Regions from separate parts of the Homo sapiens genome. Here region 1 is linked to region 2. A link is a contact called in ENCODE Hi-C or POLR2A ChIA-PET data. All regions are on one chromosome and are shown on one strand. The core of a region is the stretch at or near the end of the contact, and the rest is flanking DNA. Distances in the headings are between cores, read along the strand shown. Region 1 holds the start of MAP2K7 (mitogen-activated protein kinase kinase 7). Region 2 has its middle 11 kb from the start of RETN.

Region 1 (6,070 bases), core at 683-3,182, 250 kb before region 2:
ACTGGATGGGGAAAAGGAAGAAAAAAACAACACCACGATAAATCACAACAGAAACGACTGATTCGTCCAAAAGAAAAGAAATCAAATCATAAACGAGGAGGAGGGGGAGGCACCGAACTGCAGAGATGGCTAGGAACCGACAGAGATGGGGAGGGCGGGGAGGATGGGATGGAGTTGACACAGACAGAGACGCCTGGAGGGGACTCCTCGGGGGCCTGCCTGCCACCGGCCTCCTAGCTCTGCATGGGAACGGCCACCCCTGAAGGCACCCGGGATCCTGGACTCAACCCTGTCTCATCCACTCAGGGGCCAGGGAGGGCGGCCCCCAGGGGCTAGCAGGGACCCGTGTCTTGGCTGGGCTTCTTGTCTCAGGCAGTGTCCTGCACCAGAATCCCCACCTCCATGATTTCTCTGGACCCCCAAGAGACTCCCCAAGGAGGAACCCACGCTGACTCAGGTCAGGAGAGGGAGGGACAGGAGGGTGTCAGGCTGTGAAGGTCAGGCTGGGTGACCAGGGAATGGGTGGGGTGCCCAGATACGGGGGTACCTTTCTCGCCTGCCATAATGACTCCATAGAGAGAACTAAATAAACTACGAAGGTCACATCAGAGGAGACAAGAGAGAATTTTACTGGGTCAAGAAAGACACAAAAAGGATCATGGGTCAGGGGTGGTGTTCACAGGGTTTGAAAATCTAATTTCCTCCAGCCCAGAGGATTTAGAGACCAGGATCTTGGGGAAAAAGCCGGGAGACTAGATATGGTCAGTGTTCCCAGGCCAGGTGTGTGTGAAGCGAGAGGTACTGATCTAGGATGACAAGGTGTCAGGGAGGTAGGTACCGAGGTGGTGGGACTGATCAGAAAGCAGGTGGATGTATGCTGGGGCGCGGCGGGAGCAGGCCTAGAGTCACACTGGCCCCAGGTGTCCCCAGGTCAGGTGGGTGTGGGTGTGAAGGGAAGGGGAGCCATCACTTGAACACAGGTGACAAAGTCACCGGGCTGGCTGGGGGTCGATGTGCATTTCTGGAGGTCAGACACCACACGCTCACCAAGATGGTGGCAGTGAAACTGGTCACAGGGATTTGCGGGGCCTGGTGTATGTGGGAGGGGGTCTGCTGAGCCCAATGCCATGGTCACTGTCGCCAAGAGGGGGAGAAGGGACCCCCTCCCGTCCCCCCACCTCAGACACGGTCACAGGGAGAGCGAGAGGGAGAATCCTCGGGTCAGAAGAGATGGGGAGGGGCTCTATGTGGTCAAGTAACCTCAGGTGTCCCCGAGCCAGGCGTGCGCGTGTGCGTAGATCGTCGCTGCACGGGGCTGACAAGCCCCCAGGCCGGGGGAGGGGGGCGCCAGACAGTCCCTGAGATGACGAGAGTGGTAGCATCAGGTCAACAGGGACGTGTCTGTGTTTTCGGGGCGACCTGGATGTGGTCACTGTCGCGTGGAGTCGGGGAAGCCCGACCCAGAGGATCACGGCGATGGGGGCGGGTCATCAGCTGGGGGCCTCGCCTGGGTCCGGGAACTGGGCTCCCAAGCCCTGAGGGTGCGAACCCCCCGGAGCTCGCCGGCTCCACGCCCCCCGGGTCACCGTGACCCTCGCCCCGCGAGCCCGCAGCGGGGGGGGCGGAGAGGAGAGCGAGCGCCCCGGAAGCGGGGGCGGGGCCTTGTGGTGGGGGCGGGGCCTCCCGCGGCGCGCGCCCCGCCCCGCCCGCCCGCCCCCTCCCCCACGCCGCCGTGCTTACTGGGCCTGGGCCGCTGGGGGCTGATATCCAGGTTGAGGTCGATCCTCCGCCGGGCCTCCCGGTTCTCCTGCTTCAGCTTTGCTTCCAGGCGGGACAGCTTCTGTTCCAGGGAGGACGCCGCCATCTTCCCCGCCGCCACCGCCGCCGCGCACCGCCCGGCCGCCCGTCAGTCCGGCAGACAAACACCGCACTGCGCCTGCGCCCGGATGACCCCGTCGAGCCGCCGTCTCGCCCCGCACCGCGCATGCCCGCGGCGCGCACCCGCCCTTCTCCGCGTGCGAACCTCCGCGCGTGCGTGCTTCGGCTCAGCCCGAAGGATGACGCCACCTAGAGCTCGAGGCAGGCAACGTGCAACCCCCGCCTTCGTCGCCACCACCACCGTAGTGCGCATGCGCCAATTCCCGATCGCTCCTGAGAGAGGCGCTGCGAGGAAACACCATTCTTCTGAGGACGGTGGGCGGGGAAAACGGCGCGCATGCTTAGCGAGGCGAAGCCGTGTTCGCCCGCGTGGCTTTTGCGCATGCGCATTCCTGGAACCTCGTTCCCAAAGCGGCAGTCGATCCCTGGTCTCCACGGCGGTGCAGCCTCAGCCTCCTCGCTTTTCACGGTCGGCTTGGGCGTCCCTTCGGAATGCCTTCCTCACTGATGGTGCTTTATTAGGATTCCTCTTGTGCTTAATTACCTCCTAGCCTCCTGCTGGCAGCGGGGTGCCGCCTCCTCACCGTAATTAGGCTCCGTCGAGAGCCCTTTCCCTTCTTGCCAGCCCCAGCAGGCTCAGAGTTGGCCGAAGCCAGGGGGGAGGGGACGGCCATGGGAACCCAGCGGTGTGACCCCTGCCCTCGGCGACGGGGCCAAGGTCAAGGCCAGAGTTGTTGGCCAGACCCACATAGAACCTCAAGACACCCCCCTTATCTCTCTCGCACCCGGAACGTGAGCCCAGCGCCTGGACGTGGAGAATTCCTATCTGAGGAGGGGCGCTGGGGTTAGGTGCCAGTGCTTGGGCCCCCGGCAGCCTAAACCACTCCTTTAAGTGGTCCGACGGGTGCTGGGGAAATGTCCCATCTGGAACCCAGGGATCCCCCCAAGAGCGGCTTCCCTCTGCTCTTAGATGCGAGAAGGAAGTTCTGATTTTGCGGACACCCGGGAGGTGGCCAGGGCCAGGCAGACTCTGCCAAGTGCCCTTCCAGCTTCTGGTCCAACGAGGGAACACTTTGGGATGAGAGTTACCGGCTTGTCGGAACTCCTCTGGTGACGATTTGTGGGTGGAGCACACACAAGTGTAGAGTTATAGCTGAGGTCTTTACCTTTCCGTCTTCCAGGCAGCCTTCTGTGCCTCTGCTCTGAGAACATGAGACTCATCCTTGATTCTGGCACACGGGTGTTACTTGGTCACATGAAATAAAAGGTTACGGGCATGGTGGTTCACGCCTGTAATCCCAGCACTTTGGGAGGCCGAGGCGGATGGATCACGAAGTCAGGAGAGGACCAGCCTGGCCAAGATGGTGAAACCCCGTGTCTACTAGAAATACGAAAATTAGCCGGGCATGGTGGCAGGCGCCTGTAATTCCAGCTACTTGGGAGGCTGAGGCAGAGAATTGCTTGAACCCAGGAGGCGGAGGTTGCAGTGAGCCAAGATTGCGCCACTGCACTCCAGCCTGGGTGACAGAGCCAGACTCCGTCTCAAAAAAAAAAAAAAGAAAGAAAAACAGGGTCTTGTTCTGTTGCTCAGGCTGGAGTGGAGTGGTGTGATCACAGCTCACTGCAGCCTCAACCTCCTGGGTCCTGGGCTCAAGCAATCCTCCTGCCTCTGCTTGCCTAGTAGCTGGGACCTCAGGCACACATCAGCACACCTGGCCAACTTTTTTTTGTATGTTTTTGTAGAGATGAGATCTCACTATGTTGCCCAGTTTGGTCTCAAGCTCTTGAGCTCAAGCGATCCTCCCACCTGAGCCTCCCAAAGCGCTGGGATTACAAGCATGAGCCACTATGTCTGGCCCTAATGGACGGTGTTAGACAATGACAGGAGTGCACATAAGAGATCAAAACTAGAACTTGCATAATTAGTATTATTTATTAAGCACCCAGAGAACAGTCAAGACCAAAGTCCCTGCTTGTCCTTGGAAAAATGTCACCTCTATAGCAGGTGTCCTAACCCTGCAGTCCACCCACCTTAGGAAGTCCTTGAATAGCTCTCTGGGGGAAATCTATCAGCTGCCTGAAGAGCTTTGTGTGTATTTGTACACCAGCATTTTCCTGAGGAAGGAGGTGCCTGGCTTCATCAGTTTCTCAAAGGGTCTAGGACCTCAAAAGGGATCAGAATCTAGATATTTGGATACCCTATTTTTTTTTTTTTTGGCAGAGGTGGGGTCTCGCTATGTTACCCAGGCTGATCTCGAACTCCTGAGCTCAACCATCCTCCTGCATTGGCCTCTCAAACAGCTGGGATTATAGTCATGAGCCACAGCGCCCGGCCCTGATACCTTTACGTCAGCATTTCCCAACATACTGTCTCAGGGCCACTTACCTGCACCAGAACTACCTGGAATATTTAGGAACAGACTCCTGGCCCCCAACCAAACCTCCTGAGTCAGTGTTTCAGGGGAGGGGACTGGGATATTTTGTTTTGCACCGACTCCCTAGGTGATTTTGATGCTTAGCCAAATGAGAACCATTGTTCGGAGCTAACATATAACACAGCAAACAACTGTGTCTGTGTCCTCTCCTTGGGAGAGAACTCCAGAAGTAAGTTGCTTTGTTGCATGGGGAGGGGGAGTGTTGGAAATCCCACTGGGATGTGTCGTTTCCCCCATATGTGGCACTAATTGAGCTGGAATATCCAGGGAGAGGCAGCAGTTCTAGGGATGGGAGCAAGGCCAGCCAGCCTGCCAGAGACACAGGTGTGGTTTTGGTCGGAGAATGCCATGACTGAGTTAATCCCTCCATACCAGGTTCCACCCCAGCTCCACAACATCCTGTCTGTCTCCCCAGACAAACCAGCCCAGATCCTCCTGGGCCCCAGAAAGATGACACAGCTGCCCCCGCCCCCCCCATCTCCTGGCCTGGACCCACTTGGCTTCCTATCTTGGAAGACAATGGTTGAGATTCCAGGGCAGAAGCATTTTTAAGGCTCTACCTAAAACGGCCCCACCCCAGCTTCATTCCTCCTCCATCTTGTCCCGCACTTCTGCCGGCAGACCCTGGTAAAGCGTGTCTTCCACCAGGAGCCCCGCCTTCTTGAGCCCCCCACAGTTGCCAAGTTCTTCTGGCAGCGCCTCTAAGCGGTTGCCTTTGAGCTCCAGGCGGCTGAGGGCTCTGAGGGCACCCACGTGGGGCGAGAGCTGGCTCAGCTGGTTGTCGCCCAGAAGCAACGTCCGCAGCTTGCGGCAGAAGAAGAGCTCTTCGGGCAGGGCCTCCAGGGCATTGTAGGAGAGGGCCAGGTGCTGTAGGTTCTGCAGGAGGCCCACCTCGGGTGGCAGGGAGTGTAGCCCATTGTGGGACACATCCAGCAGACGGAGGCCTGAGCACAGGCCGAGCTGGGAGGGCAGGGTCTCCAGCTTGTTGTAGCTGAGGTAGAGCTGCTCCAGGCTCCTGAGCTTCCGCACGTGCTCAGGGACGTAGGCGATCTGGTTGTGCCACAGCCTGAGCGTGACCAGCTTCCGGCAGTGCTGGAAGCTGAGGATTTCCTCGATGGAGCGCAGGTGGTTGTCCTTGAGGTCAAGTTCCTGCAGCGCACCCAGGCTGAACACTGCATGGGGGATGCGCTCCAGCCCGCAGGCCACCAGCTCCAGCTCCCGCAATGCCGCCAGCTTCTTGAGGCTGTTCAGGGCAACCAGACGGGCCCCATCGTTGTGCAGGCTGAGCCTCTGCAGGTGGCCAGCAACGTCGGTCACACTGGCTGGCACCTTCCCGGCGTTGCTCCGGAGGGACAACACCTTGAGCTGCTTCAGCTCCCGGAGGCTCTCCAGGGTGGCTGCCCGAGCTAGCTCCTGGGGGAAAAGCCCCTCCAGGTGCAGCTCCTCCAAGCCCCGCAGCCCAAACACCCAAAGCGGCACCTCGCGGAGCTCCTCGCATTTGACGCGCATCACCTTCAGGTGGTCCCGCAGGAAGACCTGCAAGGAGAAGGGTAGCCTGGCGGGCGAGTGGAGCAAGCTGAGCTCCTGCAAGTGCACCAGCTGTGACAGCCCCGGGGGGAAGGTGATATCGCAGATGGCCTCCAGCCTGAGTGACTCCACCTCACTGAGCTCAAAGACGGTGTCGGGCAGACCCGGCAGCATGCAGAGGGCCAGCTCCAGCCGGCCCGCGGCATTGCGCTGCAGCTTCTGTCGAAGCT
Region 2 (6,014 bases), core at 1,953-4,452:
TCTCGGGTTCAAGCAATTCTCCTGCCTCAGCCTCCTGAGTAGGTGGGACCACAGGCACGCGCCACTACACCCAGCTAATTTTTGTATTTTTAGTAGAGACAGGGTTTCTCCATGTTGGCCAGGTTGGTCTCGAACTCTTGACCTCAAGTGATCCACCCACTTCGGCCTCCCAAAGTGCTGGGACCACAGGCACACACCACCACGCCCAACTAATTTTTGTATTTTTCATAGAGATGGGGTTTCACCATGTTGCCCAGGCTGGTCTCAAACTCCTGGCCTCAAGTGATCTGCCTGCCTTGGCCTCCCAAAGTGCTGGAATTACAGGCATAAGCCACCATGGCCAGCCCTCTTTATCAACTTTTATTTATTTTTTCATTTTTTTGAGACGGAGTCTCGCTCTGTTGCCCAAACTGGAGTGCAGCGGTGCGACCTCAGCTCACTGCAACCTCCGCCTCCCGGGTTCAAGCGATTCTCCTGCATCAGCCTCCCAAGTAGCTGGGATTACAGGTGCCCGCCACCACGCCCATCTAATTTTTGTATTTTTAGTGGAGACGGGGTTTCACCATGTTGCCCAGGCTGGTCTCGAACTCCTGGCCTCAAAGCGACCTGCCCGCCTTGGCCTCCCAAAGTGCTGGGATTACAGTTGTGAGCCGCCGCGCCCGGGACCCTCTTTATCAACTTTTATTTTAGATTCAGGGGATACCTGTGCCAGTCTCCTACCTGAGTATATTGCATGATGCTGAGGTTTGGGGTATGAGCGACTCTGTCACCCAGATGGTGAGCACAGCACTCAACAGTTAGATTTTCAACCCTCATGCCCCTTTTCCTCACCCCTCCCTGGCAATCCCCACTGTTCATTATTGCCACCTTTATGTCCATGAGTACCTGAAGTTTAGATCCCACTTATAAGTGAGAACAGGCAGTCTTTGGTCTGCTGTTACTGAGTTTGATGCATTTTGACAAATGTGTCTACCTGCCTGCTGCACGTTTTGGTTTTCCCAAGAATTATTTTCTAAAAATCAGTTTTTATTAAGGTGGCATTTATATACACTAAAATTCTGCACACGATCTTGTAACCATCACCACCAAATACGTATTTATTTATTTATTATTATTTTTTAGAGATGGCGTCTCACTCTGTCTCGATCTCCCACGCCGGGGTGCAGTGGTGCCATCAGAGCTCACTGCATCCTCCAACTCCTGGGCTCAAGCGATCCTCCTGCCTCAGCCTCCTGAGTAGCTAGGACTACAGGCACCCACCACCACCCACAGTTAATTGAAAAAATTGATTCTTCTTTGTAGAGACAGGGTCTCATATGTTGCCAGGATCCTTGGTCTTTGACCTCCCAAAGTGCAGAGATTACAGGCATGCACCACTAATGCCGGGCCAAATACTTGTAATTTAAATTATCGCTGGGCTGGGCACGGTGGCTCACGCCTGTAACCCAGCACTTTGGGAGGCCGAGGGGGGAAGTTCACCTGAGGTCAGGAGTTCCAGACCAGCCTGGCCAACATGCTGAAACCCTGTCTCAACTAAAAATACAAAAATCAGCCGGACATTGTGGCAGACGCCTGTAATCCCAGCTAATCGGGAGGCTAAGACAGGAGAATCGCTTGAACCCGGGAGGCAGAGGTTGCAGTGAGCCGAGATCGCACCATTGTGCTCCAACCTGGGCAACAAGAGCGAAACTCCATCTCAAAAAATAATAATAAAATAAATTATAGTTGGAAAAAAGGGGTTTCCTAAAGACCCAAGGGAAATGGCCTCTTTGTTCCTGAAGCCACAGAGAGGATTTTTCTGCTCCCCACAACTAGTTTTCCTTGTGAAAATTCATAATTGCTACCAGCTTGTTCTCCTCTCTGTCACTATACATCTGTCCTTGAAGCCTTATTTGAACAAAGAGTTCTGGTATCACTCGGATGCCTAGAAACTGTTGCCGTTCTGTGAAACCGACCACCAGAGGAAACCCATGCTTCTCATTGGCTGCCTTACTAAGATGGTGACTTGTTGCCCTGGTGACAAGTTGCAATGACAGGTGGCTCTGCCAAATCAGAACACAGTGATACTTGCTTCCCCTCCCGGGTGAAGGATGGAAAATAAAAGTAAAAGCCTTGGCGGCTGTCAGGCTTCTTTACCAAAGAGCTGGAGAGCACTCCTTGGCCCCATTTATGCAAACACTTCCCATCTACAGATGATCCAGCTTCGGAGTGGGAGTCTAAGCAGCTGCCAGGACCACCGCTTGGCAGAGGACAGGCTGGGGGCTCTGGCATGACCTGCTGGGGCCAGGCTGTGACTTGGAGCAAGAGGTAGCAAGAACCTCGAGGCAGTGAACATCAAAAGAGAGATTTCCGGGGCTAAACACCCTAGGTTTTTCCTTCCTCCTGAACCCTAACCCTAACCCTCTCGGCTCACTGCAACCTCCACCTCCCGAGTGCAAGCAATTCTCATGCCTCAGCCTCCCGAGTAGCTGGGATCACAGGCGTGCGCCACCACGCCCGGCTAACTTTGTATTTTTATTAGAGACGGGGGTTTCTCCACGTTGGTCAGGCTGGTGTCAAACTCTCGAACTCAGGTGATCTGCCCGCCTTGGCCTCCAAAAGTGCTGGGATTACAGGCGTGCGCCACCGTGCCCAGCTTATTTTTGTATTTTTAGTAGAGGTGGGGTTTCACCCTGTTGGCCAGGCTGGTCTTGAACTCCTGAACTCAAGTGATCTGCCTGCCTCAGCCTGCCAAAATGCTGGGGTTACAGGCGCCAGGCCAAGTATCTTATTTTAAAAGGTTACAAAGAATATAGATGTGGATAAAATAAAAGTTTCTTTGCATTACCACTTTCCTGCAAGAAATGAGGGGGAGGGGCTTATGAAACAACTCACACCCCCCCAATTGAGGAACTGTAGATGAAAGGGAAGGTGCTGACAGGCCCGTCTGGCCACGGTTTCCTGGAATAAAACTGAGCCACACACCTCCACAAATCCCCAGCCTCCGGCAAGTACCCCAGAAGTACTCACACTCCACCACCTTCTGTGATCGCAACAGCCCTACGCAACATTACAGAGGGCAAAACCCACGCTGGGGAAGGCGGGGCTACTGTCAAAAGGTCACCAGGGCCAGGCACAGTGGCTCACGCCTATAATCCCAGCTCCTTGGGAGACCAAGGCAGGAGGATCCGTTGAGCTCAAGAGTTTGAGTTCAGCCTGGGCAACACAGGAAAACCCCCGTCTTTACAAAAACTTTTTAAAAATTAGCTGGGTGTGGTGGCATGCCCGTGTAATCCCAGCCACTACTTAGGAGGCCGAAGGGGGAGGATCTATTGCTTCAGCCCGGGAGTTTGTGGCTGCAGTGAGCTATGATTGCACCACTGCACTCCAGCCTAAGTGACAGACAGAGACTCTTAAAAAAAAAAAAAAAAGGGCAGGGCACGGTGGCTTATGTCTGTAATCCTAGCACTTTGGGAGGCCGAGGCGGGCAGATCATCTGGCGTCAGGAGTTCGAGGCCAACCTGGCCAATATGGTGAAACCCTGTCTCTACCAAAAGTACAAAACTTAGCTGGGTGTGATGGTGGGCACCTGTAATCCCAGCTACTCGGGAGGCTGAGGTGGGAGAATCGCTTGAATCTGGGAGGTGGAGTTTGCAGTGAGCCAAGATTGCGCCACTGCACTCCAGCCTGGGTGACAGAATGAGACTCTGTCTCAAAAAAAAAAAAAAAAAGTGGGGCACCTATATTCCCAGCACTTTGGGAAGCTGAGGCAGGAGGATGGCTTGAGGCCAAAAATTCAAAACCCGGCCTGGGCAACATAGCAAGACCCCATCTCTATGAAAAAAAAAAAAAAAAAGTCACCAGGCCAGCTAGCCTAGATTTCAGAGCCAGAATTTGTCTGATGCCATTGTCTTTACTTTTTCTTTTTCTTTTTTTTTTTTTTGAGACAGAGTCTCACTCTGTCACCCAAGCTGCAGGGCAGTGGGACAATCTCAGCTCACTGCAACCTCTGCCTCCCAGGCTCAAGCGATTCTCCTGCCTCAGCCTCCTGAGTAGCTGGGATTACAGACATCCACCACCATTTCCAGCTAATTTTTGTATTTTTAGTAGAGGTGAGGTTTCACCTTTTTGGTCAGGCTGGTCTCCAACTCCCAAGCTCAGGTGATCTGCCCACCTCAGCCTCCCAAAGTGCTGGGATTACAGTTGCGAGCCACCACGCCTGGACTGCTCTTCATTCTTTTTTCAGAACTTTCCCAGCTGCCAACAGAGACAGAAACTGAATCATCTCAGAAGTGAATGAAGGAGGCTGAGGGCGGGTGGACTGCTTGATTAGGAGTTCGAGATTTGCCTAGGCAACATGGAAAAAGCCTGTCTCTGCTAAAAATACAAAAATTAGCCGGGCGTGGTGGCACATGCCTGTAATGCCAGCTGCTTGGGAGGCTGAGGCAGGAGAATCACTTGAACCCGGGAGGCAGAGGCTGCAGCGAGCCGAGATCGCGCCACTGCACTCCAGCCTAGGTAACAGGGCGAGACTCCGCCTCAAAAAAAAAAGAAGGGAATGAAGGACACCCAAAATGGAGCCTCTGTCTGCCAGGGCTTTGCTATCCTGGCCTGCCTATCCCAGCCCTGGACACCTCATCTCTGATCCCACCAGAGCGGAACCTTCCCATTCGCAGGGCCATTTCCTTACCCAGAAACCTTTTCACAATGTTCTTGGCAGCAGCTGTTGGTCAACTGTGTTTTAAGGTTTTTGAGCAACTTTACAGAAAATAAAAGGGAAGCTACCCTCAATGTCTGGGTCTCCCCCTGGGTGGCCTCTCTTTGTCACCTTACTCATTTCCACGAGATTTCCTTGCTTCGTTGAGTTACATCACCTCCTTTTCCTGTCTGGGTCCAGGACGCCTCCTCTGCAGGTCTCCAGCACTGATTCCTTTGTCCCCGATTTCTCTGCTAGGGTCGCTGGCTTCACCATCCCACCACCACTGCTGCTGGCCCAGCCCGCAGCTTTAATTTCTCTGGACCCTCACGTTTTTGTTATTTGTGTTTTTTTTGGAGATGAGGTCTTGCTCTGTCACCCAGGCTGGAGTGCAGTGGTGCAATCACAGCTCACTGTAGCCTCCACCTCCCAGACTCAAGTGATCTTCCTGCCTCAGCCTCCCAAGTAGCTGGGTGTGTGCCACCAGGTGCAGCTACATTTTTTGTAGAGGCAGGGGTCTTGCTATATTGCCCAGGCTGGTCTCAAACTCCCAGCTTTAGATGATCCTTTCACCTCGGCCTCCCAGAGTGCTGGGATTACCAGCATGAGCCACTGCACCCGTCCTCTCATGTATTTTTTATTAATCGATTTATCTATTTACTTATTTTGAGACAGAGTCTTGCTGTACCACCCAGGCTGGAGTGCAGTGGCATGATCTCGGCCCACTGCAACCTCCACTCCCTGGGTTCAAGTGATTCTCCTGCCTCAGCCTCCCGAGTAGCTGGGATTACAGGTGCCCGCCACCATGCCTGGCTAATTTTTGTATTTTTAGTAGTGACGAGGTTTCACCGTGTTGGCCAGGCTGGTCTCGAATTCCTGACCTCAGGTGATCCACCCAACTCGGCCTCCCAAAGTGCTGGGATTACAGGCGTGAGCCACCGCACTCGGCCTCCCTCATGTATTTTTAAGCGGAACAGGTTCAAGATCACAAATGTTTTCCTCTCACTCTTTCAATGAGTTTCTATTCTAGAATCTCCTGCACGCCACAGGAAGGAGAACTCTCACCCTGTAATGCACATAAATACATGAGATCACCATTGTTCTCACCCAGTAATCAGAATCGTTAGTGATAATTAGTAATAAATTTATTTTTACTATATCTAATAAATTAGATAGTAATTACTATGGCAGCCAATCGTTCCTGGGTGCTCCCTAGATGCTTCCAAGGGAGCCACACGTGACCCTCAGGGCTGTGCCCATTCCAGGCTCTTCTGCTGAGCTCATGTAACCGCTTGCCTCAAGGCATTCCACAAATAATACATAAGTCAATGTATCACGT

What was found. A loop is a pair of places that touch in the nucleus more often than their neighbours do. ChIA-PET counts read pairs that join two places held with the same protein, here RNA polymerase II (POLR2A). Pooled maps may share reads with other maps.
Region 1: a map of heart left ventricle shows a loop between it and region 2 (2.4-fold over the local background). The contact joins the promoter of MAP2K7 here to the enhancer-like site in region 2. A Hi-C loop is called at or near these places in 1 of 168 maps with a recorded cell type or tissue (heart left ventricle), 2 of 37 single-sample maps with no recorded cell type and 9 of 50 pooled maps. POLR2A ChIA-PET finds 5 or more read pairs at or near these places in 2 of 52 experiments (Panc1 and activated B cell).

The regions. Positions count from the first base shown.
Region 1 is chr19:7,899,739-7,905,808 of GRCh38, reverse strand. It overlaps MAP2K7 (mitogen-activated protein kinase kinase 7), which reads right to left and starts at 1,932. Exons shown (of 11, transcript NM_145185.4): 1 at 1,741-1,932. The coding sequence starts at 1,864. LOC124904630 (a long non-coding RNA gene) reads left to right here and starts at 2,295. Exons shown (of 2, transcript XR_007067121.1): 1 at 2,295-2,388; 2 at 3,060-3,820. It overlaps LRRC8E (leucine rich repeat containing 8 VRAC subunit E), which reads right to left. Exons shown (of 3, transcript NM_025061.6): 3 at 3,793-6,070. The coding sequence ends at 4,896. RefSeq lists enhancers at 890-1,429, 2,078-2,655 and a silencer at 1,371-1,720.
Region 2 is chr19:7,654,564-7,660,577 of GRCh38, reverse strand. No RefSeq gene overlaps it. Among named protein-coding and RNA genes, the nearest start is that of RETN, 11 kb to the left of the region's middle. RefSeq lists an enhancer at 2,307-2,426. Within about 2 kb of position 3,202, at least 11 of the 41 ENCODE cell types and tissues checked have a DNase peak (open chromatin) inside an H3K27ac peak, as active enhancers do.